Linked DNA regions of Homo sapiens: all the other regions are linked to region 2. A link is an interaction called in ENCODE POLR2A ChIA-PET data of the cell type or tissue named here. Cell type or tissue: OCI-LY7. All regions are shown on one strand. Each heading gives the region's core, and the rest is flanking DNA. Links, peaks and the distances in the headings are about the cores only.

Evidence for each region. ChIA-PET counts read pairs that join two places held together with the same protein. Peaks named below come from ENCODE experiments on the same cell type or tissue, not always from the same donor. Only the 100,000 strongest peaks of a DNase experiment are listed, where the experiment ranks them.
Region 1: POLR2A ChIA-PET joins it to region 2 with 5 read pairs; 1 of 35 experiments calls an interaction of 5 or more read pairs at or near these places.
Region 3: POLR2A ChIA-PET joins it to region 2 with 7 read pairs; 2 of 35 experiments call an interaction of 5 or more read pairs at or near these places.

What each region holds. Positions count from the first base shown.
Region 1 is chr3:182,497,524-182,505,631 of GRCh38, forward strand. It overlaps LINC01995 (long intergenic non-protein coding RNA 1995), which reads right to left. Exons shown (of 4, transcript NR_134941.1): 2 at 7,149-7,191; 3 at 6,556-6,931; 4 at 767-900. Among named protein-coding and RNA genes, the nearest start is that of LINC01995, 5.5 kb to the right of the region's middle. RefSeq lists an enhancer at 2,541-3,358. In OCI-LY7, for the core only: no CTCF peak of the experiment used is centred there; a DNase peak (open chromatin) is centred at 4,538; H3K4me3 peaks cover 462 bases.
Region 2 is chr3:181,833,531-181,841,638 of GRCh38, forward strand. No RefSeq gene overlaps it. Among named protein-coding and RNA genes, the nearest start is that of LINC01206, 110 kb to the right of the region's middle. In OCI-LY7, for the core only: no CTCF peak of the experiment used is centred there; no DNase peak of the experiment used is centred there; H3K4me3 peaks cover 609 bases; H3K27ac peaks cover 1,233 bases.
Region 3 is chr3:181,938,817-181,946,924 of GRCh38, forward strand. No RefSeq gene overlaps it. Among named protein-coding and RNA genes, the nearest start is that of LINC01206, 9.5 kb to the right of the region's middle. In OCI-LY7, for the core only: no CTCF peak of the experiment used is centred there; no DNase peak of the experiment used is centred there.

The sequences.
Region 1 (8,108 bases), core at 2,541-6,540, 660 kb after region 2:
ACAAAACATCTTTTGAAGCAAAGTGGTTATTTTCTACTATTTCTTGGTCATTTTTCCCAGGGTAACTTGAAGTTTTTAAATTTAAAAAGGAAAGAAAAAATCCAATGAACCCTACATTTTTTTAACCCTACACTTCCTAACTTTGAGTCACGTTAAGTGCAACTGATTCCCCTGCTATTGATAACGTATTTATTCATTTCCTAGAGTAGTACACATTCCATCCACAGACTGTGTAGGTTTCATAGGTTTTTATATAGGTTTCATAAACCTATAAAAAAGGAAAAAAGAGATAAGTAAAATATTTAATTATTTAAATTGCCAGATTTAATTTATAATGCACTTTAATTGCAAGTTCAAATTAAGGACCTTGGGACTCAAAATTTTGTTTGTTTGTTTGTTTTTGTTTTTTGTTTTTCTCTTTTGACCAAATTGAGGAGCAGGCAGGACTAGCCACACAGGAGCAGAAGACAGATAGATCTCAGGGTTTTCATGCATTCTGGCTAGAAGTATAAAACCATGTATCTGCTCATGTGTGCTACTTCCAATGCAAGAGAATGAGTTCCTTCTGGAGATACGTCCCTGCGGGCATTCCAAGGGCACTAACTAAAAGTCCATTACTCTCTCTGCCACTCAAGAAAATGCAAACTAGGAAACAGTCAAATGTATTTTTTAATTGTTCATTCATTCATTTATTCCACAAATATATATTATCTACAATGTGCCAGGTATGGTGCTAGGTACTGCCGATACACAGGTGAAAAGATATACAAACTCCCTGCTGTCATGAAGCTTACAGTCACATTGTTTGGTCCTTTGTTTGCTAATAGTTAATTAATTGGACACAGCATACCTTGGTTATTCTCATTTCTTCTCTTTGGCTCCTTGGCACTGGTCTGGAGACTGTAGAAAGAAGAGAAAGAAGCAGGATCTAAGCTAATGGAGGGATATGACTCAATCCTCTACAAACTCTCAAAGTTCACCGGGTAGGGAGGAACTGGCCAGGATGGAGCCTGTGTCCTTCCCTTTAGCACTGGGGCCATCACAGTAATGTGGCTCTGTAGTCACTCTAGAAATCGTCATTAACCATTCATGGTCAATGGAGACTCATGGCTCTTAGTAGAGGCTGCCATAATATGCTATTGTAGAAGAATATTTCATGACAAGTTATGGTCGGATTGTTAACTTTATAAAGCAATTTACAAAGCATTATCTGCAGTATGATACAATTTCGGTTAAAAGCAAAAACGTATGTATGCACAAAAAAAGATAGCCAGAATATATGACAACATGTTGGCAATGGATATAGTTCTGTTTAGGATTGTGGGTGCTGTGTGTGCATGTGTGAATACATGTGAACATGTATGCATATGCTTTTCAATGTTTTCTAAATTTCCTACAAAGAAAATGTACTAAATCATTTAATGATGGGGAGAAAAATTGTATCCCTCTCCCCAGAAATCTACATCAAATATTACTGCAACAGAAGGTGGGCTCCAATGAAAGAGGAGCCAGACGCCTATCTAGGCAGCCTCTTCCTCCTCTGTGGTCTAGGAGATGATATTGCTTGACCTGTCCACACTTGGAAGTAAAGCTCTGAAGCTTTTCTTGTCAAATTTTACTCGGACCTATTAGCCCAGAGCAAAGTAGTAACCACAATTTTTCAAACTCTGCTATTAAGTGCAGTTATGGGTGGTATTTCATCACCTACGAATAGTTGGCAATTTTTACAATAACACATTCTACCAAAATAAATTACACATGTATCAAAAATGTCATTAACAGAAACTTATCACAATGATATCAAACATACGACCTTTCAGCAAGTAAGATATATATGTGTGTGCATATATATATATGCATATATATATATATAGTGTATATATATAGTATTTCTAAATCCGCCACGGTATTATCCCAACCTGAGACATATACATTAAAAAGAAAGAATGTGCTAAAACAAAAACAATGGTATAGCATACTTTCTTCCATTTCAGTTTGTTTCTTCCAAACTGAATCCCCACTCCCTTTGCTTGGAGGAAGTACAAGGCCATTCTCCAGTGAGGGGAAAGTAAATGATTGTGTAAACTCAGACAGAATCAGCCTGTCACAAATTGGCAAATACAATTAATGGTTAGTTATCTACAAAGACTTCAGTCCTGTCACTTTTCAATTTTCTGGTCAGCATTCCAAAAAGGAACCAACTCTAATTAGTAAAATAATTCTTCAGGTCTTTATAGAGCCGATTCTCTATAAAGCTCTGTGAAAAGCTTGTTTTTGTTTTGTCGTTTTGTTTTAAAAGTTATTATAATTCCCTTACTCCAATATGAGAGATAAGAGCACTTACATACTTAACCTACCTTCTAACTAGAAAAAATATTTTCAAAGATTACTATTATTTTTTTAAGCACGCCTCTAGGCGCACCGAGTTTCTGCTGTCATTAGGTAATCTGTGCTGAATGGTAAAAAAAGCATGTAAACCTCACAGATGAAAAGTTGTATTTGAAAGCTAATATGAGATTTGCTTCACCCATGTGAATCATCTCGGGATAATAAAAGAATCTGATTGAGAAGATGATATGTATAGCTAGCACATAGTCAAAATTACAGATGTACATGTAAACGGTTAAAATTAATTACTGGCTCCATTTAGAAAAAGAATCTCCTCTGGACAAAAGAGGGTTTGAGTACATCTCCCTGTTCCTCACTCCTCTACCTTTGAGCTTTTGGGGGGCCAGAAATGCTAACCTTAATTAATGGAAGACCTACTAGACCCCAGGCAAGGGTTTGGGTCCCAGGCCCAGGTCTCCTCCTGCGCCTCTCCCGGGAGTAACGAGCAAGCGGGCTTCATTACTGGCAGCTGAGGGGAAGGGTCACTGGGAATGGATTTGCAGGGCCCTCATTGAGCGATCACTCCATGCTGAGAGGAGCTGGCCGTACTCTCGGACACCTGGTCATTAACATTGCTAATTAGCAGCCATTAATCAGGGCGCTCGCTTTTTTTTGTTGTTGTTGCATGTCACCGGCTCAGAGGAACCAAGTGAATAAGAAGATTGTTTCATTACCTCCACAAGAGGTAGAATGAAAGCAGTTCCCATCAGCTCAAGATGAGATGGATTAAGGGAAAGGTTAGACAACAGTTTGAGATGAGCTGGGGAGGGGGTGGACGGAGGGGGCCGGGAGACCTGAGCTGTCTGCCCAGGGAAAATCAGTCACCTATAATTAATGAAATCTTCTGCAACCTAATTCTAATCACCGTGTGAGCGGCTCTTCAACGACCAAATTTTTGTATTTTAAGAGCTTTATTTTTTTTCTGTTAGTACAGGGAATTATCTTTAAGTTATTTTAATTCTGTTTGATACTCAGTAGGTTTTAAGTTTGGTCTTTTCAGCCTTCTCATTCTAAATTCATCTTCTCCTTCCCAAAGATTATGAAGTCATTTAAAATTTTAAGTAGTTATAATTAAAACACTTTTAGAATATCTTCGCTATTTTATGGTTACTTTCCAACCAATGGTCAAAAAGTAATTTTTTAAATAATTTATTCTACAGTGTTTAGAATGAGAATAAGAAGAAGAAATGGTTTATTCTTACTACTGACTGCACCCAAAAGTCAAAAGGGAATAAAAAGACTATCAATTTGTGTATAATAATACTGAGAAGAATAACGTCGTTAAAAAGGGCTACGGAGTGTGTGTGTGTTTGTTGTGTGTGTGTGTGTGTGTGTAAATAAGTTGGGTTCTTCTTGTTAATTCAGATGTAATGTGATAAACATTCTTTAATGGAATGTTTTCTCTTCTGGAATGTAGTGTTTTGTGTATATACCATATTACATTTATCTTAATTTCTGGAAAACGGAAATCTTGGTAACAGATTGCATATCTCACAGTTGTTTTAGTTGTCATTTTCTATCTAGAAAAAATGCTGTGAGAATACTTATTTAATTAGCAGCTAGTTAGCTATGAATTCATTCTTTTATTAAAATGGGTTCACCCAAGAACTGCAAAACAGATCTTGACTTACGTGGGAAGCTCTCCTTATTAAAGAAACAGTGAGCATTTCATCCACCTTTTTGCTATGTTTTGCTCTGAGTTCCATGGTGGCTTACAAAATGTGGTTTGCAAGTGGCACTAAGTGACTAGAAAGCAGAAATTGCCTAAGTATTTAGTAGTGTTGTGACCTCATTTGGACAAGTGTAATAAATATATATTTGCACATATAATATGAACCCCTGCATTTTCAAAGCAAAATTATTCATTTAATGTGCCCTACACTTCAAACGATAAAAGGCTAAACCTGTTTTTTATGTACTAATTTGCTCTGTTTATGAAGAACTACGAAGTTTTGGGGGGAAGGAAGCAAGTATGTAAAACTAATCTGTAAAGCATTTCAATTGGGTTGGAAATCTGTAATATGATTTCTAGGACTTCATGGGAAAGTTGAACGCTCAAGGGGAAATTACACAAAGAACAGCTGAGAAAAAGTTGCATTCTGGCACAGAATCATGCAAATGGGGCACATTCTTCAGTTTTCTCATGACGGATTGCCTCTGAAACCACTGAGCCAAGCTGCAGCAATGCTAATGAGGGAGATGCATCAATGAACAGTGTCATCCCAGGGGCTTCTAAAGGGGACAAGGGGGGAGTGGGGAGGACAAGAGGGACTTGGAGAAGGAGGAAGGAAGAAAGGAAGAAGAGAGGGACAGACAGAGAGAGAGAGAGAGGGAAAGGAAGGAGAGCAACTGAATTTTTAATAATTAGGCCTAGGTTATTAAAAAACAAAACCAACTTAGCAGGTAGGATGGAAGGTACAAAATGAACAGCACTATAATTCTATCCTTTTAAGATGTGAAGGATTTTAAGAAACAGAGTAAGATGGGAGAGAAGACTTTTTAAACTATCTGCCTGTTGAACAAAAAAATTAAAGTTGGAAGCTAAAATGCTTCTGCCCAGAGAATAACTTGTGTGTGGTTTCTTTACAAGGACTCCAGACTATGGTGAAAAAGACTAGGGGATCATCTATCTATGCCAGGAAAAAAAAAAAGTAGCACTGTTTCAGTCTAAACTTCTTTGTGGTTGCAGATTTCTCATTTAAATATTTTTCTAATTGTAAAATCATACATTTGTAGCTCATTTACAGAAATGATAGTTTGCTTGTCATTTCAATGAAGTTTTGAAAGATTTTTTAATCTTCATAAGCATACACAAAAGGATTTGTTTTTTAAAGAATATTTCTCTTGAGATTAGCAAATGATTACTTGTGTAGAGTTCTGTGGGCAGATATATCTTTCTTGAATTGCCAAAACCATACATGTCACTTGCTTCCATACCCACCTAGTAAATATCAAATTGATAATTTGCTTTGCATTTTACTTCTATTCTGACTTCCAATGCAGTATGTTTCTGGTGGAAATTAAATCAATAGCTACTTACTGAGTGTTTATTACATCTAAGGCACTTAAAGGTATTTTTATAAAGAAATTTTAAAAAATATATAACACTGAAGTTTCAGACCTTTAAAGTGACGTCGAGTTTCCAAACATTATGAGTTAACTCCCTTTATAATAACACCACAGTGAGCACAGCCAATTTGGTATTGATGTGAATTGCATAGTTTACTTCCAAAATGTCCCAGTGACATGTACTCAGTGCTGGTTCAATCAAAAGCATAGTTAAAATGCATTATTGTTTTCTCTTCAATATCTTATTTTATGAGCATTTAGCTTTTTAAAAATGTGAACAGTCAACTGTGCACCCTGTTTGCTAGCACTGCTATTTCAGGTCCTTTAGCTAGGTAAATAAACAATTTAAATTGAAAAAAATAAATAAATAACTGTGGCAAATTTAAATTCTTTAAGTAGCAAAGAGGATATAAGGAACTTTGCTCTAACACATCAGTATAGTTGATGCTAGAGTAAGATCCTTTTTATTATTTTGCTCAATTTCAACCAATAGGAGCTTCATGATTCAGAATTAAAGCTAAAAAAATTCCCCAACTCACTCTATTGTGTATTATAGTTCATATGGTATAGTTTCCAAGACCACCCACAGTTCTGAGACTGTCTAATGGAAGATTGTATCAGCTGCTGTACCTAATGACAACTAGATGAGTTAAGAATGAAGTGTTAGCATTCATAGTACTTGTGGGCATGAAACAGATTACTCACATCATTTTAAAGATAACCTTGAATGAATGCAAAATGCATTTATTCGTGTGACACACTACTAATCGAGTACATTATCTATTAATATTAGCTCAAAAAATAAATTTCTAAGATAAAAAGTTAAAATCTATTGTATTAAAGGATCTGTTAACATGTATTTAGACAATTTTAAATTATACATTAATGGAAACTGCAAGGCATGTTTCTGACATCTCTCAAAGTTATTTAACAGCATAGTCATGAACAATGTTATTAATTGATAGTTCACTATTGTCCGTCACACTTCTAACAGATCCCAGAGTGTCTCAAAAAAAAAACAAAAACAAAAACAAAAAAAAACTTGCCCTCTGGAAAATCTCTAAAGGAGAGAGAATACATTTAAACCACAAGACGCACGTGATAAAGGCTGAGGCAGTCGCTTTTCTTGCTCTCCTGCCTTCTTTCCAAGAAAAAGCATTCTTTGAAGTTTCCTGTTTTGTTTATTAAATCCCGATGGTTTGCTCTACAATATGGCCATGTTAGGCTTAATATAAATATGATTTAAATGACTATTTAATTTGCTTGCTTGCTTTTAAATCTTAAAGTAAAAATGATACTCCAGGAAGATGCATCGTGTTAATTCCACTGGGGAATACTGTTATCCAGGATGAGCGGGTGTGGCCATCAGTGAGCTTGCCGCTTGTCAGAAGAAACTCTGGTCCGAAGCCGGGCTGCAGACTCACTGTGTGGTTTTGGGCAGGTCAGTCCTGTAGCTGCTTTGGTCCTCAGCTTCCTCATGTGTAAAATAAAGGAGTTAGATTAGGCTTTTGATCTGTAAACTCTTTTCACTATTTGGATGTTGTAATAATTCTGGTGACATTTTGTTTTTCAGTAAGGGGAATGGCTACTAAATGATTCGGGTAGATTAACTCTGTGAATCTTTTCCAGTTTAAGGATTGTGAAAGTGCATGGCCTCCATATGTGAAATGTAAAAATAAAAGCCTACTTACTGTTTTCGCAAATTTAATCCTCCAAAAGTTTAAGTATCAAAACCTGGGGAAAAAAATCCTACTTGTATTTCCTGTTGCTTTTGCATGTTCAGTAAAACCAAGTTTAATTTGAAACAAGTAGTCATAACCCTTATTAATCAAACCTTTTTCCTGCAGCAAAATTCCAAGAGGAAGATGCAGAAAGAAACCAAAAGACTTTTAATTGTTTGTGTTTGTGCATTCTAAAAATGTCTAATTTGTACACAGTTAATCCTTAGACTCAGTGTCCAATACATCCTTAACTATAGCAGTTTGATTTCTAGCTCAGGCTCTGGAATCAACCCTCGGTTGAAATCCTACCTCTGTCACATAGTTATGGTGTTATTTACCTTCTCCAAGCCTCAGTACTCTCATCTGTAAAATACAGATAATAATAACAAGACCTCATTGAGTTTGGGGAAGGAAAAATGAGATAATACATGTCAAGTGCTCAGCACAGCGATTGCTCCAAAGGAGATACCATACCTCATTAATGTTATCTTTTATTAATACCATTACCAGATGGTGAGAACTGATGCTCCCCTTAACGTTACAGGCTCATTGTCAAAGTAAAACAGGTTCATGAAGCATACTGGACATTTATAATAGGAAAGAACTCAGCTCACTTAGCCAAATGTTGCCCAAAAAAATACTGTCTTTGATCAAAAATCTTCAAAAAATACTCTCTTTGATCAAAACCCAAAGGGCTTCCATACTTCTTACCCGACTCCCCTGCATGATCTCACCCCCAAGCCAATATCATGGTGCTCAGCCTATAGGACAGTCCTCTCTGCTAAGATGGTGATGACCTGCATTTTTGCCATTGGTCCCTGGAGATCACTGCGAGGTTACTGCCTGTCCAGCTGGCCCAGAGTGACCCACCCTGCAAGCACCCTCAGGCTCAATTGGTCAGATTCCTCATCATGCTTCACCCTCCCCTCT
Region 2 (8,108 bases), core at 1,624-5,623:
CACCTAGGTGTCCCAAAGTGCTGGGATTACAGGGGTGAGCCACTGCGCCCGGCCTCACTGAAGCATCTTTACCGTGGCTGCTTTAAAATCTTTGTCTCTGTTACCTTGTAGACATAATTCTAATGTCTCTGTTATCTTGGAATTGGAATCTACGGATTGTCTTTTTTTCTTTTGAAATCTTCCTGGTTCCTGAGGAGATGAGTGATTTTTCATTGAAAATCAGATATTTTCATATTATGTTTTGAAACTCTGCATCTTATTTAAAAATTCTGTTTTAGTTGGCTTTCTCTGACATCTCTCTTGCTAGGGAAGGAAGAGCGCCACCTCATCATTGCCATCTTGACACAGAAATACAGCTTAACTATTAAGCTTCTGTTTATACCTGAGATGGGGGTGCTCCTTGTTACTAATAAAAAGGAAGTTCCAGCTCCCGGCATGTCTCCACTGACACTGCAGTGGCCTTGTTACCACTGGTGCTGGTGACATCATGACTGTCCACTAGGCTCCCCTCGACCCTATTCAGTGGCGATGGGAAGGAATGCATATTACTGCCAGGAGGGGGTAAAAGTCTAGAATCCTTAGATATCTCTACTGAAAACTGGAGTGGGAGTAGAGTCACGTTACTGGCCAGTAGGGATGACAATCCTAGCTCTCTGTTTGGCCTTCTCTGACACCATCCCAGTGTGGGTGCTGTGTCACTTCCCACAGCCTCACAAGGGTGAAATTCTAGGTCCCTACTTGGCCTTTGCTGGCCTGTGTGGAGGTGGTGCCATAGTTTTTCTGTGGTGTTTGGCTGCGGTGAAGCAGTTATTATCTAAAACTTCTCTGTTTTCCTAGGCTGCCCCTTTCCTGGTTCTTCGGCAAGAGAGAGCAGGTTTTTGTTGGGGTGGTTTTGTCTGCACTTATTAGCATTTCTGGGTTGCCAGCTCGCTCAGCTCTGAGTCTGAGATATATGAGGCAAAAAGAAAACCCAGGAAATTCACTACTGTGTTTTCCTTTGGGCCCCAAGTTTTCTTTTCTTTTCTTTTCTTTTTTTTTTTTTTTTTTTTTGAGACGGAGTCTGGCTCTGTTGCCCAGGCTGGAGTGCAGTGGCAAGATGTTGGCTCACGGCAAGCTGCACCTCCTAGGTTCACACCATTCTCCTGCCTCCGCCTCCCGAGTAGCTGGGACCACAGGCACGGACCACCACGCCCAGCTAATTTTTTGTATTTTTAGTAGAGACAGGGTTTCACTGTGTTAACCAGGATGGTCTCCATCTCCTGACCTCGTGATCCACCCACCTTGGCCTCCCAAAGTGCTGGGATTACAGGCCTGAGCCACCGCGCCCGGCGGGCCCCAGGTTTTCTAGCCGGCATGGCTTTTCTCTTCATCTTTCTGAGCTAAGCCTTGATATATGTGTGTGTGTGTGTGTGTGTGTGTGTGTATATTTCTTATCAATATATTTTACATATAATATCAATGTAAATATATATGTAATATCTACATATATCTATACATTAGATATATCTATATATTATATATAGATATATTTATATATAAAATGTCCAAAGTTTTTCATTGTACTTAGCAGGAGTAATAAGAAAAAGTAAGTCTATTTCATTTCTCAGAAGTGGGAAATTTTATTTTTTAAAAGATTTGACATTTTGTCAATAAAAATAATTCAGTATAAAGGGGAAACATTACAACACAGAATGGTGAGACAGAAAGCAAGGTCCTTGAGTTGGTGAGATGACACATGGAGGGGCTGGTTCTCTGATAGAATCAGGGACACCTCTTTCATTGGCACAAAAGGGAAGGTAGAGGGACGTATATTGCAGACAGGTCTAGAGAGTCAGGGTTGAGTAGACGAGGGGATTCTTCTACAATAGACCAGTGCTGTTCAATAGAAATTTCTGAGATGGTGAAAATGTCCTATATCTACACAGTCCAGTATGATAGTAAGGGGAGATGTGGCTGTTTAACATTTGCAATGCGGTTAGTGCAACTCAGGCACTGAATTTTTAATTTAAATTAATTTAAATTTAAATAGCTACATGTGGCTAGTAGCTACCATTGGACAGTATAGCTCTAGATGAAAGATGAGGTAGATTCATTGGTTGAAAGTGAAGCTGAGAGGTGAGAATGTAGGGATAAGTTGGAGGTTACAGAAGAGATGAAAAGATGTAAGACAGTCCTCTTGATGTGTGATCATGACTGGTCAACACAGTGGTGTGATTTTCTCCAGCAAATACAGTTGCAGAAAAATCATATTATAAAAACATTGGCTGGGTGCGGTGGCTCATGCCTGTCATCCCAGCACTTTGGGAGGCTGAGGCAGGTAGATTGCTTGAGCCCAGGAGTTCGAGACCCTGTCTCTACAAAAAATACAAAAATTAGCTGCATGTGCACTTCTAGTCCCAGCTTCTTAGGAAACCGGGGTGGGAGGATCGCTTGAGCCTCGGAGGCAGAGGTTGCAGTGAGTTGAGATCAGCCACTGCACTGCAGCCTGGGTGACAGAGTGAGACTGTCTCAAAAAAAAATAAATAAAATCCCTCCCCCCCACCACATACACATTTTGACACCAGAGTTGAACAAACCCCCATTCTCCTCTAGTTTTCCAGGGAGGAAACAGATGGCCATGAAAATAAATAACTGAAGTTACTGGCCCAAGGTGACTACTACCTGGCATAACCAGGTCCTTAAGTGTTTCATTCCCTCAAATTAGTACCCTTTCCTTCATTTTTCTGCCTCCTCTTGCACCCTCTATTTGAATAATTTAATACCTATGGGCAAATGTTTTAGTACTCTCTAAAATCAGACCTGGAATCCAGACTGATCTCAGGAAAGGTGTGACCTCCAATATTACTTATGTATAAAATATGAGCAAATATTTTGCCGCCTTTTGTATTTAATCATTTTTCTTTGGCTTCTTTTGTCCCCTATGCAGTCTCAATACCTTCACAGAGGTGAAGAAGCAGCAACCAAATGAATTAGACAGCAACATGATTCCTAGAGAATGGCAAGACCAATTCTTCAACTACTTCTTCAGCATTTCTGAAACATATGGAAGATGGCCCATTGTGCTCTCTTAATTCTTTGATAATCTGGACATTGACTTTTCCATTATATGACCTGGGCTTGTGGGCATCATGTCATAATGCACCTGTTCAGACATCTCCCTGTACCAATATGGATCACTTGAAGAGACTCCTTTGCCCCCATCAAAAAGGATACAGTTGTGTATCTCTTCCATTTTTGTTTACAGTGCCTAAAATTATTTGAGCAGTTTTTCACCTCTTCTCTGATAAACACCTTATTAGTCCTTAAAAAGAAAAGAAAAAAGGAAAATAAAACTTTTATTGAGATCCTAACATGTGGCAAATGCAATCATATAAATAATTTATTTATTCAACAAATAGTATATGCACAACCCAATGAAATAAATGAAGGATACATAGATGATGAGGACAAAGTTCATGCTTAAAAGAAGCTCTTAGTCTACTGAGAGAGACAGATAATGTCTAAGGATAAATTGCAGCATAAATAAATCCAACCCTGGGAGGTAACTATTTTTATTCTTGTTTTACAGATTCAGAAACAGGCCACTAAAGGTTAAGTGATGAATTCATGATCACACAGCCAGACACAGGATTTCAACTCAGATTCAAATACCGCCAGAACACCTCCCATTGGGGAAAAAAACCTGCCAGTAAACTACATTTAAAATTTTATTTTGAATGTCAAGCTTAAAAGGTAAGATATAATTAACATATATCACTAAAACATTTTTTTAATGCTCTGAAATATTACCAGGAAAAGTCATCAACTTTGATTCTATCTTTTTTTTTTTTTTTTTTTTGAGATGGAGTTTCACTCTGTTGCCCAGGCTGGCATGCAATGGCACAATCTTGGCTTACTGCAACCTCCACCTCCTGGGTTCAAGCGATTCTCCTGCCTCAGCCTCCCGAGTAGCTGGGATTACAGGCATGTGCCACCACGCCTTGCTATATTGTTTTTTTTTTTTTTTTTTTTTTTTTTGAGACAGAGTCTCGCTCTGTTGCCCAGGCTGGAGTGCAATTGCAAGGTCTTGGCTCATTGCAACCTCTGCTTCCCGGGTTCAAGCGATTCTCCTGCCTCAGCCTCCCAAGTAGCTGGGACTACAGGTGCATGCCACCATGCCTGGCTAATTTTTTTGTATTTTTAGTAGTGATGGGCTTTCACCATATTGGCCAGGCTGTTCTTGAACTCCTTACCTCAAATGATCTGCCCGCCTCGGCCTCCCAAAGTGCTGGGATTACAAGCGTGAGCCACTGTGCCTTGCCGACTCTATCAATCTTTAAAAGACATAGAAATGTAGTCTTGGAAAATGAGCCCTGGAACTGAATCAAGGACAAAGTCACTGAAAATAACTCCTGGCTTCTTGACATTCTAGCTGTGTGAACATGGACTTGTAACTTAATGTCCTCTAAACTTCAGATTTCACATACTTAAGGTGAAGATAAATAATACTTATTTCCCTGGGTGAGGATTATACAAGATATGTCTAGGGATGCAGTAGACATACATTCAATGTCAGCTGACTTTGAATCAAGCAGTGTCATTGTTCTGGTTTTTCCTAGGATTTGATTTTTACAGTATTCAGTTTGTTTACTTGTTGAGAAAAATTAAGGGGGGGCAGAGAAATGAAGCAATGGTTGGAGAGAGAAAGGAGGTGTGTTCACATTGAAGATGAGAGTGTGGATTTATAATCTATAAAACTGAAGTTTTCCTTTGAAAATTGCAAAGTGGACTTTGTAGAGGGTGGAGCTCCATGGCGCTTCACATCCTGGCAGCTGGGAATAACTTCCCAAGGACTTAAAAAATTAACAAATTAAAACCACTGTTACTCCTAACTCAAATTCTAACCAGTGTATCCAACACAGTAATGTGAGGTATTTATGTTTGGAACCACTGGATAGGCTAAAAGTTAACTCAGGCTTAAAACTAGTTGACACAAAGCAATTTTGGCTGAACCAAATTGACCTAACAAAATGCAAAATTGTTCTAACAGCGGGATTGTTCATTTCACTCTGTGGGTCCTGAATGCAGTGGAAATCCCCACACTGTCTAATGACATTTCTAGGTATACTGCTCCCCAAATTAGTGCTTTCCTGAATGATAAGGCAGCACTAGAAAATATCAAATGGCCAACACTAAGAAGCCATTCTCATATTACTGCCTCTAGGGTGATTGCATTTCAAAGATGCCAAGTTATAGCAAAGACACACTTTCAGGATGCCCAAGACTTCTAGACAATTTGAGAACACCAGAGTTGCTACAAAAACTTTACAGGAGGCCACTGATTCTCCATATCTATAGTCATTTGGGCCCAGGTAAGTATGGCCTTGAGCAGAAATGCACCAAATTTGTACTTTCTCTACCCTGGCACCAGGATGCTTTGTGTGCTGGAAAGTTCGCATCCATAGTAATTCCCTGTGTTGGACCTGACCTCTCCATCCCAGTTGACTATGGAAGGAAGCCAAAAAAGAGGGGGGTGTTGATGCATTTATTTGCATTTGCCATTTTTATTTGCCTTAGGAACTTCAGACCGCAGGCCTCCTTAAGCATGAACTGTTTGTTAAAGTCTGGTGTTGCCTTTTGTGGACTGGTCTAGCCAAGAGTTGTTTTAACCCAAATGGGGAGATGGGGGTGGGGCTGGGGTGGGGTAAGACATCTGCAGAGCCCAACAACCGTTACCAAGGCCTACCCTGGCTCTGCCCCTACCTGCCGAACGTTAAACAAAGCCCCTGGGAGAACTCGGGCAAGCTGAACACCTTGGTCAAACACGAAGCAAACCACCACCAGGTGTGCTTGCAGAACAGACTCTCCATCAGCGTCCTGTCATGCAGAAAATGTTTATCCAATTTGTCAAGATAATCTTTCCTCAAATAAGCTTTGGGCCTATTCCTTGGAACAGCCTGAATTTAGTCGGTATAATGTAACTCTATTTTTTTTCACCCATTTTCCTTTAATTGCTGTGTCAACTTTTCCCTGGCTTTAAGCAAACTGAAAGTAATTATATCATTCTTAAGTGAGTAATCTTCTGACTGGGTTAGCTGATTCGTGAGTTACTCTAAAATTCTAAACTGTGCTGTTCTTTTTCAAACACATTTTCTTAGATGTTTCGCAAAGTTTGGCTCATCGATGACCCACGGGTGTGTTTATTCTGTCACGTTTCGTGGCTACGCCGTGACTATATTAGGGCATTTGAAAAGAAGTTAAGTGTAGAAATATGAGAAGGGAGAAAAAGGAAACTTCACCTACTAATTTCAGTATTTCTTGGAAATATTACAGTCATTGTAAATAACTTGCAGCTTCAAGCATGAAGAACGTTTGATTAGTGCTTTGAATCATGGTGTAATATTAGAGGCTGGGCTTGATGGACTTAAAAAGCACTCACTTCTTTCATTTCATAATATAGTTTCCTTGCTATTTGACACCTTGTGTGATATTGTTTTGTTTAAAACACAGAAACGCTAAAGGTTACCACATTTTTCTTAGTTCTACTCATTGACATACTCCCACAGAACTCATGATATATTTAAAAATAGAAGGCTCAGCCATCTGGCTATTGGATGGTTTCTATTTTTGTTTCTCTTTGCATTCACAAAGTCTGTTGAGTCTGAAATTCTCTATGTTCTGCCCTATATGTAATTGTGTATACACACACACACACTTTCTCATTTAAATTTAGCCATTATCAATCTGGGTTTGTTTTACCGACCACAGTGACACTTTGGTGGGGACGCTAACCTTGCTTAATTTATGCATTAGTCAAGTCTGCATTAAATCCTAACTCTGAGGATTGTTACCTAAAGTCTAAAAGATGCCAAATCAAAGGCATTTCTTATTAATATATATCACCCATGTTTACTCAGGATTTTCATTAATAGAAATAGGCTCCTTGTCTTGGCTTTGACGAAGCCACAGGACTACAGGAAACTGTAAAGCTCATCTCATGAATCCCCATCATTTTATACCCGAGGAAACTAGGGTCTAGAGATGTAGAGAAAGATCAGTTTAAGGTCACATGGCTAATTAGTAGTAAAATTCCCTTTAGAATACAGATCTCCTGACTTTTTCTAATGCTCTATCCATTTTCATAAACTAGATAGGAGCTAATAAGGATATTTTTTGTGAAGTTCAGCAATGTATACTTTAATTACATTAATTATATGTTTATAACCTCTGTTATTTATAGGATTGTGTTTACAAGCAAAACTGAAGTGCATTGTTATGTTTTGATGGTTAAAAATAATATTTCCTCACCTCTCAGGTGTCAGTGACCCTCAAACTTTATTGCATGAATGAGCTGGTTACAAAGGCAGATTCCTCAAGAGAATGGAAAGACAAGCCACAGACTGGGAGAAAATAATTGCAAAAGATACATCTGATAAAGTATTGCTATCTAAAATATACAAACGACTCCCAGTCGGGTGCGGAGGCTCACGCCTGTAATCCCAGCATTTTGAGAGGCTGAGGCAGGTGGATCACCTGAGGTCAGGAGTTCGAGACCAACCTGACCAACATGATGAAACCCCATCTCTACTAAATACAAGAAATCAGCTGGGTGTGGTGGCACATGACTGTAATCCAAGCTACTTGGGAGGCTGAGGCAAGAGAATCACTTGAACCTGGAGGCAGAGGTTGCAGTGAGCCAAGATTGTACCATTGCACTCTAGCCTGGGCAACGAGAGCAAAATTCTATCTCAAAAAAAAAATAAATAAATACAATAAAAATAATAAAATATACAAACAACTCTTAAAACTTGACAATAAGAAAATTGAACAACCTGATTTTTAAAATAGGCAAAAGACCTAAATAGACATTTCACCAAAGAAAATAAACAGATTCCAAGTAAGCATATGAAAAGATGTTCATCATCATATGTCCTCCTCAGGGAACTGCAAATTAAAACAGCAATATGATACCACTACACATGTATTAGAAAAAACAAAATATAGAACACTGACAACACCAAATGCTGGCAAGGATGTGGAGCAACAGGAACTCTCATTCATTGCTGGTAGGAATGCAAAATGGCATAGCCACTTTGGAAGAAGCTTTAAACTAAACATACTCTTACCAT
Region 3 (8,108 bases), core at 2,541-6,540, 110 kb after region 2:
AACACAGGAACAGGAAGTCAAATATCGCATGTTCTCCTAAGTGGGAGCTAAGCATTGGATACACATGGACATAAAGATGGGAATAATAGACACTGGGGACTACTAGAGGGGGGAGAAAAACTACCTATTGGGTACTGTGCTCACTACCTGAGTGACAGGTTCATCTATACCCAAAACCTCGGCATCGCACAATAAACCCATGTAACAAACCTGCACATGTACCCTCTGAATCTAAAATAAAAGATGAGGCCAGGTGTGGTGGCTCATGCCTGTAATCCCACTACTCTGGGAGGACGAGGTGGGCAGATCACGAGGTCAGGAGTTCAAGACCAGCCTGACCAACATGATGAAACCCCGTCTCTACTAAAAATACAAAAATTAGCCGGGCATGGTGATGTGCACCTGTAATCCCAGCTACTCAGGAGGCTGAGGCAGGAGAATCACTTGAAGCCGGGAGATGGAGGTTGCAGTGAGCCGAGATCACACTACTGCACTCCAGCCTGGGCGACAGAGTGAGACTCCGTCTCAAAAAAATAAAATAAAATAAAATAAAATAAAATATGAAATTATTTTTTAAAAAATGAAATAGAAATAGATTTTTTTTTTTTTGAGATGGAATTTCACTCTTGTTGCCCAGGCTGGAGTGCAATGGTGTGATCTCAGCTCACTGCAACCTCCACCTCCCAGGTTCAAGCCATTTTCCCCGCCTCAGCCTCCCGAGTGGTTGGGATTACAGGCATCCGCCACAACACCCAGCTAATTTTTTGTATTTTTAGTAGAGATGAGGTTTCACCATGTTGGCCAGGCTGGTCTTGAATTCCTGACCTCAGGTGATGTACCCACCTTGGCCTCCCAAAGTGCTGGGATTACAGGCGTGAGCCACTGCGCCCAGCCAAGAAATAGACTTCATAAGACAAACAAAAATTGCACAAGTAAGCTAATTCTATGGCTACTATCTTACACCTTTTTTAATCTGAAAAATATATCTTGAGGCCTTTCACATACCAATATATCCAGAGCTACATAGTTGTTTTTTTTTTGTTTTTTTGTTTTTTTTTTTTGTTTTTTTAAGATGGAGTCTCACTCTGTTGCCCAGGCTGGAGTGCAGTGGTGCGATCTGGGCTCACTGCAACCTCCCCCTTCGAGGTTCAAGCGATTCTCCTGTCTCAGCCTCCTGAGTAGCTGGGATTACAGGCACATGCTGCCATGCCCAGTTAATTTATTGTATTTTAGTAGAGATGGGGTTTCACCATGTTGCCCAGGCTGGTTTCGAACTCCTGAGCTCAGGCAATCCACCCACCTCAGCCTCCCAAAATGCTAGGATTACAGGCGTGAGTCACCATGCCTGGCCTATGTAATTCTTTTTAATGAGTATAAAGTATCCCATTATACCGGTGTTCCATAATTTACCTAATTCCACATTGATGAAAAGTTAGTTAGATTTATTTCAGTTTTATGTGATCTTGTGTATTTGATATTACTGTTTAACTTTACACAAGTCTATACCTTAGTTGATTGTGAACTCTTCATTAGGGCATGAAGCCTATTGCAAGTTTCGTTATGTCACACACCGAAAGCTCTAGAAAATATGTACTTCAATGATGGTGTCTGCTTTGCCCTCAAATTGAAGTCTCCTTGAAAAATGTTCATACGTCATTTCAATACTGTAAATTTGCAGTTTTACTTTTGAGGTCCGTAAACAGATGCTAATAATTCATTATTATTGCCAGGGTAAACAAAAAGCTCTTTACAAAACTATAGACCACTTAGCACTTTATAGATCAAAGATAACACTTGACATTGTGTTCAGAGGTGAAGAAATAGTCACCACAACAAAAGAGGGCATAATCTAGTTTGAGCTCTAAAGACTGTGTCCTGGAGATTTGGGTTGATTTTGTCTTTATGGTTCTTGCTTTATCTTAGGACCATTAGATTTTGTTTGAAGGTGGAGGATGAACAGCACACCACGTACCAACAAGCAAGACAACTGCAGACTCCCACATATTTTCCTCCTATATGTCTTCGGTGATTCGGATTCCTTACTCAAGTAGAAGATGACTTAAGCCTATCTCCATAACAATTAGCTACAGAATCATTTGCTCCAAGTTCAGGAAGCTCCTTTACCTGCTGCAGAGCAGCTTCTATTGTAATAGAAGCAAAGCCTGGTAGCAGACTGAAAAGACTTGAAAGCCATTCTATGTACATGGTAAAAGTATGAAATGCACCCCAAACAAAGCCTTGAATGTGTCTGAAGATCTCAGAGTGTGATTGTTTGCATCAGATTTTCTATCAGTGCATTTGTGAGGAAGATAAGAATCTATAATAGGTATGGCACCCTAATGCCAATACAGCATTATTCCTTATATAGGTAAAATAATATTCTCATCATGAATTTAAAATGCTGAGGGGCATAAGCTACTTGTGTTTAAAGTAAGCAAACAAATGATAACACTGTCTAATAAAATCACTATTAAATGAGAGATGCAAGCATGCATGCATGAATGGATCCAGCAGAAAAAAAGAAAAAAAATCACTAATTCACTGGCAGTCTGTTGGTTTGTATTTCACTAATGTACAGGGTTTGTGGTTTATAACGTCATCAGAGTTGTACAACAGCATTATATCCCTGGGAGCTGTGCAGGTATCTCTCTCTTTCTCTTTCTGTTCTTTGCATACAATGGGGGATCTAAGCCTGGATTCATGCCCTACCCAGGACATTTCCTTTTTGTGGCATGTGAGCAGAGCCGTTACCAACGCTAAGATTTACTGCTTTGGGGATCGGTTCAGAACAAATGTTCCAAACAGCCGTCTGCCTCTGGCAAGGTAATTTTGGACAAATTCAACAAGACTTCAAAGGAAGCCACCTACTACAATGCCTAAGGAGGATAAAGACCTGATTTAAATGAATGTATTGCAATTAGTGGGTATTTACTTTATATGTTGCCAAGTTCTGATAGCTTTCTCTAACCCTCAGGGAAATAATATGTATGTCTACTTCTGGGGAGCTGAAGAAATGGGATATGGGCTTCCCGGAGAGACAGCTGTTGTGAACATACACAGATCTAAAAGAGAGAAAAGATAAAAAGTTCATGAAAGCTGGAAACAAAGAATAAATGCAATGTTTGCTTTGAGGTGAAAAAAAAAAAAGGTGAGTGTAAGTGTTGTTCTTTCAGTGTCCTCCTCCCTAGAAAAGAGACCCTCTGTTGTAAAAATCTGTTTTTTTTGAAAACAGTTTGTATTAACTAAAGAAAAGTAAAGAAAGTAAAGAGGAGGCAACATTTAATATTGATAAATGCAGGAAAGCCAGTTATCAATTAAAGGAGTCTTGGACCACCGAGCTGATTTAGGTACATCCTGAAATGCCGCGCTGTTAATCCAATCATTCAGCATGAAGCATTCCAGCAGTAGAGGAAATTAAGGATTAAACTGTGGTGGGAAGAATGAGAAAGCAAGATGCTAGATGTATAGTCTGAGTGGACTTTAATCAAATCAAGCCAGAAACAGACCAAAATGGAAATCTAATAGTACAGTGTTTTCATATTCATGTTCACAGTTTCATTCCAGACCTTACATTTACAAGTGAGGTTTAGTGTGAGAATTGTTACAGGAAAAGACCAGAATGTTCTCTTAGTATTTCTCAAAGAATGAATGAGCAAACCAGCCCAAATTTAGTCAAGAAACAGCATAGAGACTTCTATTTGATGCAAAAGAGAGGGCAGAAGAAGCTACATGCCAAACAGCTCCCTAATCTGATTTATCTTTGCCCTGAAAAGATCCCAAAGAGAGGGAAAGCAAATTACAATCTACTCTGTGTTCTTGTTTATTTCAGACAAAACACAATTGAGCAAATAAACTCTCAACGAAAAATCTACTCCAACACAGAGATTTAAAGACAGGACTAAAATGAGTAGGAGTCTGTTAATCAATAAGATTGCTTTAGTCAGATTTTAAAACTTGATTTATCGAGATAATCACCAACATTCTCTTCTGTTGGAGACGTGACCACATGCCTTCATCATATAGGTAACTAACATCTTCCTGAATTTTGGACTCAAAAACATATTTCGATGGTTAGAACTTATCAAGGGATTAAAACACTTTCTAAAAGTAGACTCCATGGAAAACTGCTCAAATATCCTTCTAGGAGTTGCCATCAGTAACATATTTTCCAGCCTTCATCATTAAATATTCTGTAAACCAGCTAAATGTTTTATGGCTGTATATTTTTTCCTTGATGTTGCAGCATTCCTAGCCTAGAAAATTTACCATTGCCCTATTATTTCTGAGATTTCTGAGACTGTTGCTATCTGATTACTCTTGTTTTACAGGAAGTAGAAAAAGAGAATGAAACTCTGTAGGGACGGGGAGTGTGGCTTCTTCCAGCATGGGACTATTTGTTTTAATTAATCTTAAACCATTTTGACATGTGCTAATGGTTGAATGTAGGTATCTGGTAGGTGTGTGGCCTGTCGTGCCTCTCCCCTGCTGTTTACTTTAGCGACTTGTCTGTCTGAAAGTTATGATACCACAAAGCCTCCTTAGGGTCTTAGAGCATGATGTAGCATGCAGACTTCAAAAAACAGCCCCGAGGGATACCCCTTTAAGCTGTTGCAGGTAGAACCACTGAGGTGAGGGCAGGAAAGCTTCAAGCGAACAATGAGGAGGGAAGCTGGTGACTTCATCCTGGCTTCACCTGGGTGCCCTGAAACAATTAGGCAACTTCTATCCAAAAAAACTGCTCTCCTTTGGAAAGATAAAGGGAAATCTGTTGTTAAGTGACTATTGTCACGTTCTGAATTGCCATGTGATGCTAATTTTTCATTTCCTGGGCCTGCCATTCCATCCAAATCACATTTTGCTCAGCACGCTTCTTAACAAAACAGATCCAGTTGATTGGTGACTTTTAAGTGAGGAAGCTTTCTGATTTTTAAAAACACATTAGCAAAGGAATTTATTCTGAGATAAGGAAGAATGAAGTGGCAGTGTAAAACATAATGACCGAGGGAAAGCAGCCTTTAAACTACACACACACACACACACACACACACACACACACACAGCAAATATGAGATTTGAAATAATCAATTTCTTTAACCTGGTGATCACAATTTAGCAAATATATTTTTGGTTTATCATTTCTGAAACAATTCCTTCTAACAAAATTTAAATTGTTTATTTTCCCTTGACAATCTTTTTGTCTTTTGTTATATAAGTAATATACAAATAGAGTATTATTGTAAAAGATTTAACAATACTTCCATCACCATCCTACCCCCCCCAGCCCTATGTACACAGACACAATCATGCACACTCTCTCCCATTTTCAGAGATAACTGGCTAGTGTCAGAAGTTTGCTCTGTATTTTTTGAATCTCCTTGTGTCACATTTACATACAAATATACCTACTTTGGAGGCTTTAAATATGAACACAACAAGAAACATAATATGCCTGCTTTTTTGCAATTTTTCTTTTTTTTGCTTAATATGTCTTGGACATTTTTCAGTCAGCAGATATTTGATTCTCTGTATTTTTAAAATGGCTGCATGGTATTCCTTAGGTGGAATTAGCATCTTTCACTTACTCATTCTTCTATTGATGGGCTTTAAGGTTGTATCTTTTATTTCTATTAAATTTTGAAATCCCCTGCCCCGTGTTAGGCTGTTCTTGAGTTGCTATAAAGGAATACCAGAGTCTGGGTAATTTATAAAGAAAAGAGGCTTAATAGGCTCATGGTTCTGCAGGCTATACAGGAAGCATGGTGCTGGCATCTGCTTGGCTTCTGGGGAGGCCTTAGGGAGCATTTACTCATGGCAGAAGGCGAAGTAGGAGCAGGCAAGTCACATGGTGAGAGTGGTAGCAAGAGAGAGACAGAGGGAGGGTAGGTGCCACATACTTTTAAAACAACCAGACTTCTTGTCAACTCACTTATCACCAAGGGCATAGTGCTAAGCCATTCATGACGTATCCGCCCCCAAGACCGAAACATTTCCCATCAAACCCCACCTCCAATGCTGGGGATTATGTTTCTTTTTTTTTTCTTTTTTGAGACGGGGTCTCGTTCTGTCGCCCAGGCTGGAGTGCAGTGGCGCTATCTGGACTCACTGAAAGCTCCGCTTCCTGGGTTCACGCCATTCTCCTGCCTCAGCCTCCCGAGTAGCTGGGACTACAGGCACCCGCCACCATGCCCAGCTAATTTCTTGTATTTTTAGTAGAGACGGGGTTTCACCATGTTAGCCAGGAAGGTCTCGATCTCCTGACCTCGTGATCCACCCGCCTTGGCCTCCCAAAGTGGAATTATGTTTCAACATGAGATTTGGAGGGGACAAATATCCAAACCATATCACTCCCACACAGATGAGAATCTATTTTTAGCAGAAATTTCCAACAAGTAGAATTATTGGATCGAAGATGTCAACTTTGCTGTCCTTTTCCAAAAAAACCTCATTTTTTCATTGATAAATTAATTACTAGCATATTTTGCATACCCACTATGTGCATGGGGCTTTAGGCAAGACATAAACATATATATCTTAGTAGGGAACATGATAGATTCCCATTTGGGGCCTATGCCTTTTCAGACAAAAATTACTTTTAAACAAATCTTGCTTTCTTTGATCATAAGACTATCCTCTAAATTAATAAAAGACAGTGGGTCTTTGTTGTAAAGCTGACTGAAGCTACTTTATTATAATACAAAAATTTTCAGTTTAGAACCTTGTGCTACATTGCCACTGAACGTTTGAGATTGGCTTTTGATTATGTGATTCAAAAGGACCAATGACTGCTTTGGGAGGCCAAGGCAGGAGGATCACCTGAGGTCAGAAGTTCAAGACTGGCCTGGCCAACATGATGAAACCCTGTCTCTACTAAAAATACAAAAATTAGCCGGATGTGGTGATGCATGCCTGTAATCCCAGCTACTTGGGAGGCTGAGGCAGGAGAATCGCTTGAACCCAGGAGGTGGAGGTTGGAGTGAGCTGAGATCGTGCCACTGCACTCCAGCCTGGGTGACAGAGTGAGACTTGTTCAAATAAAAGACAGGATAACTGTTTTTGCCGGAGATTCCCAGCCACTGACTATCTAACTATCCCTGATATGCCTAGGCAACCCAACCCCTGGAATGCGTGTTAACCCACATCAGGTTTAGAGGGCTGGACTCTTTTTTTTTTTTTTTGAGACAGAGTCTTGCTCTGTCACCCAGACTGGAGTGCAGTGGCACAGTCTCGGCTCACCGCCAGCTGCGCCTCCTGGGTTCACGCCATTCTCCTGGCTCAGCCTCCTGAGTAGCTGGGACTACAGGCGCCCGCCACCACAGCTCGGCTAATGTTTTGTATTTTTAGTAGAGACTGGGTTTCACCGTGTTAGCCAGCATGGTCTCAATCTCTTGACCTCGTGATCTGCCCGCCTCGGCCTCCCAAAGTGCTGGGATTACAGGCGTGAGCCACCGCGCCCAGCCTAGGGCTCTACTCTTGACAGTGCAGCTGCAATGCACAGCATATGGGGCTAGCAGGCTTGAGTCTGATGGTCTCTCTGCAGGACAGCATAATATGATGGGACACCAACTCTGGGCAGAGACACTTACCTGTAGCTAGTGAAGAGTAGAGCAGAGACTTGAATTCAGGTAGCTTTACACCAGAGAATGAACATTTAACCATAGGTTATCTGGCAACTATCAGTGCAAAATTGAATTTCTACAGAAAGAGTTCAGAGGACAGAGTATTTGCTGTGGGCTAGGATTGCCCTATAGGGCTTTCAGGAAGAAGCTGGGATTTGAATAGTTTCGGTTTAGGTTATGAGGAGGAAGAAGAGGAGGAACATGAAAAGCAACTCAGGACCAGGCTTGGTGGCTCACACCCTGTAATCCTAGCACTTTGGGAGCCCAAGGCGGGTGGATCACTTGAGATCAGGAATTCGAGAACAACCTGGCCAACATGGTGAAACCCTGTAAAAATACAAAAATTAGCCAGGCATGGTTGCACGCACCTGTAATCCCAGCTACTCAGGAGGCTGAGGCAGGAAAATCACTTGAGGCTGGGAGGCAGAGGTTGCAGTGAGCCGAGATGGTGCCACTGCACCCCAGCCTGGGCAACAGAGTGAGACTCCATCT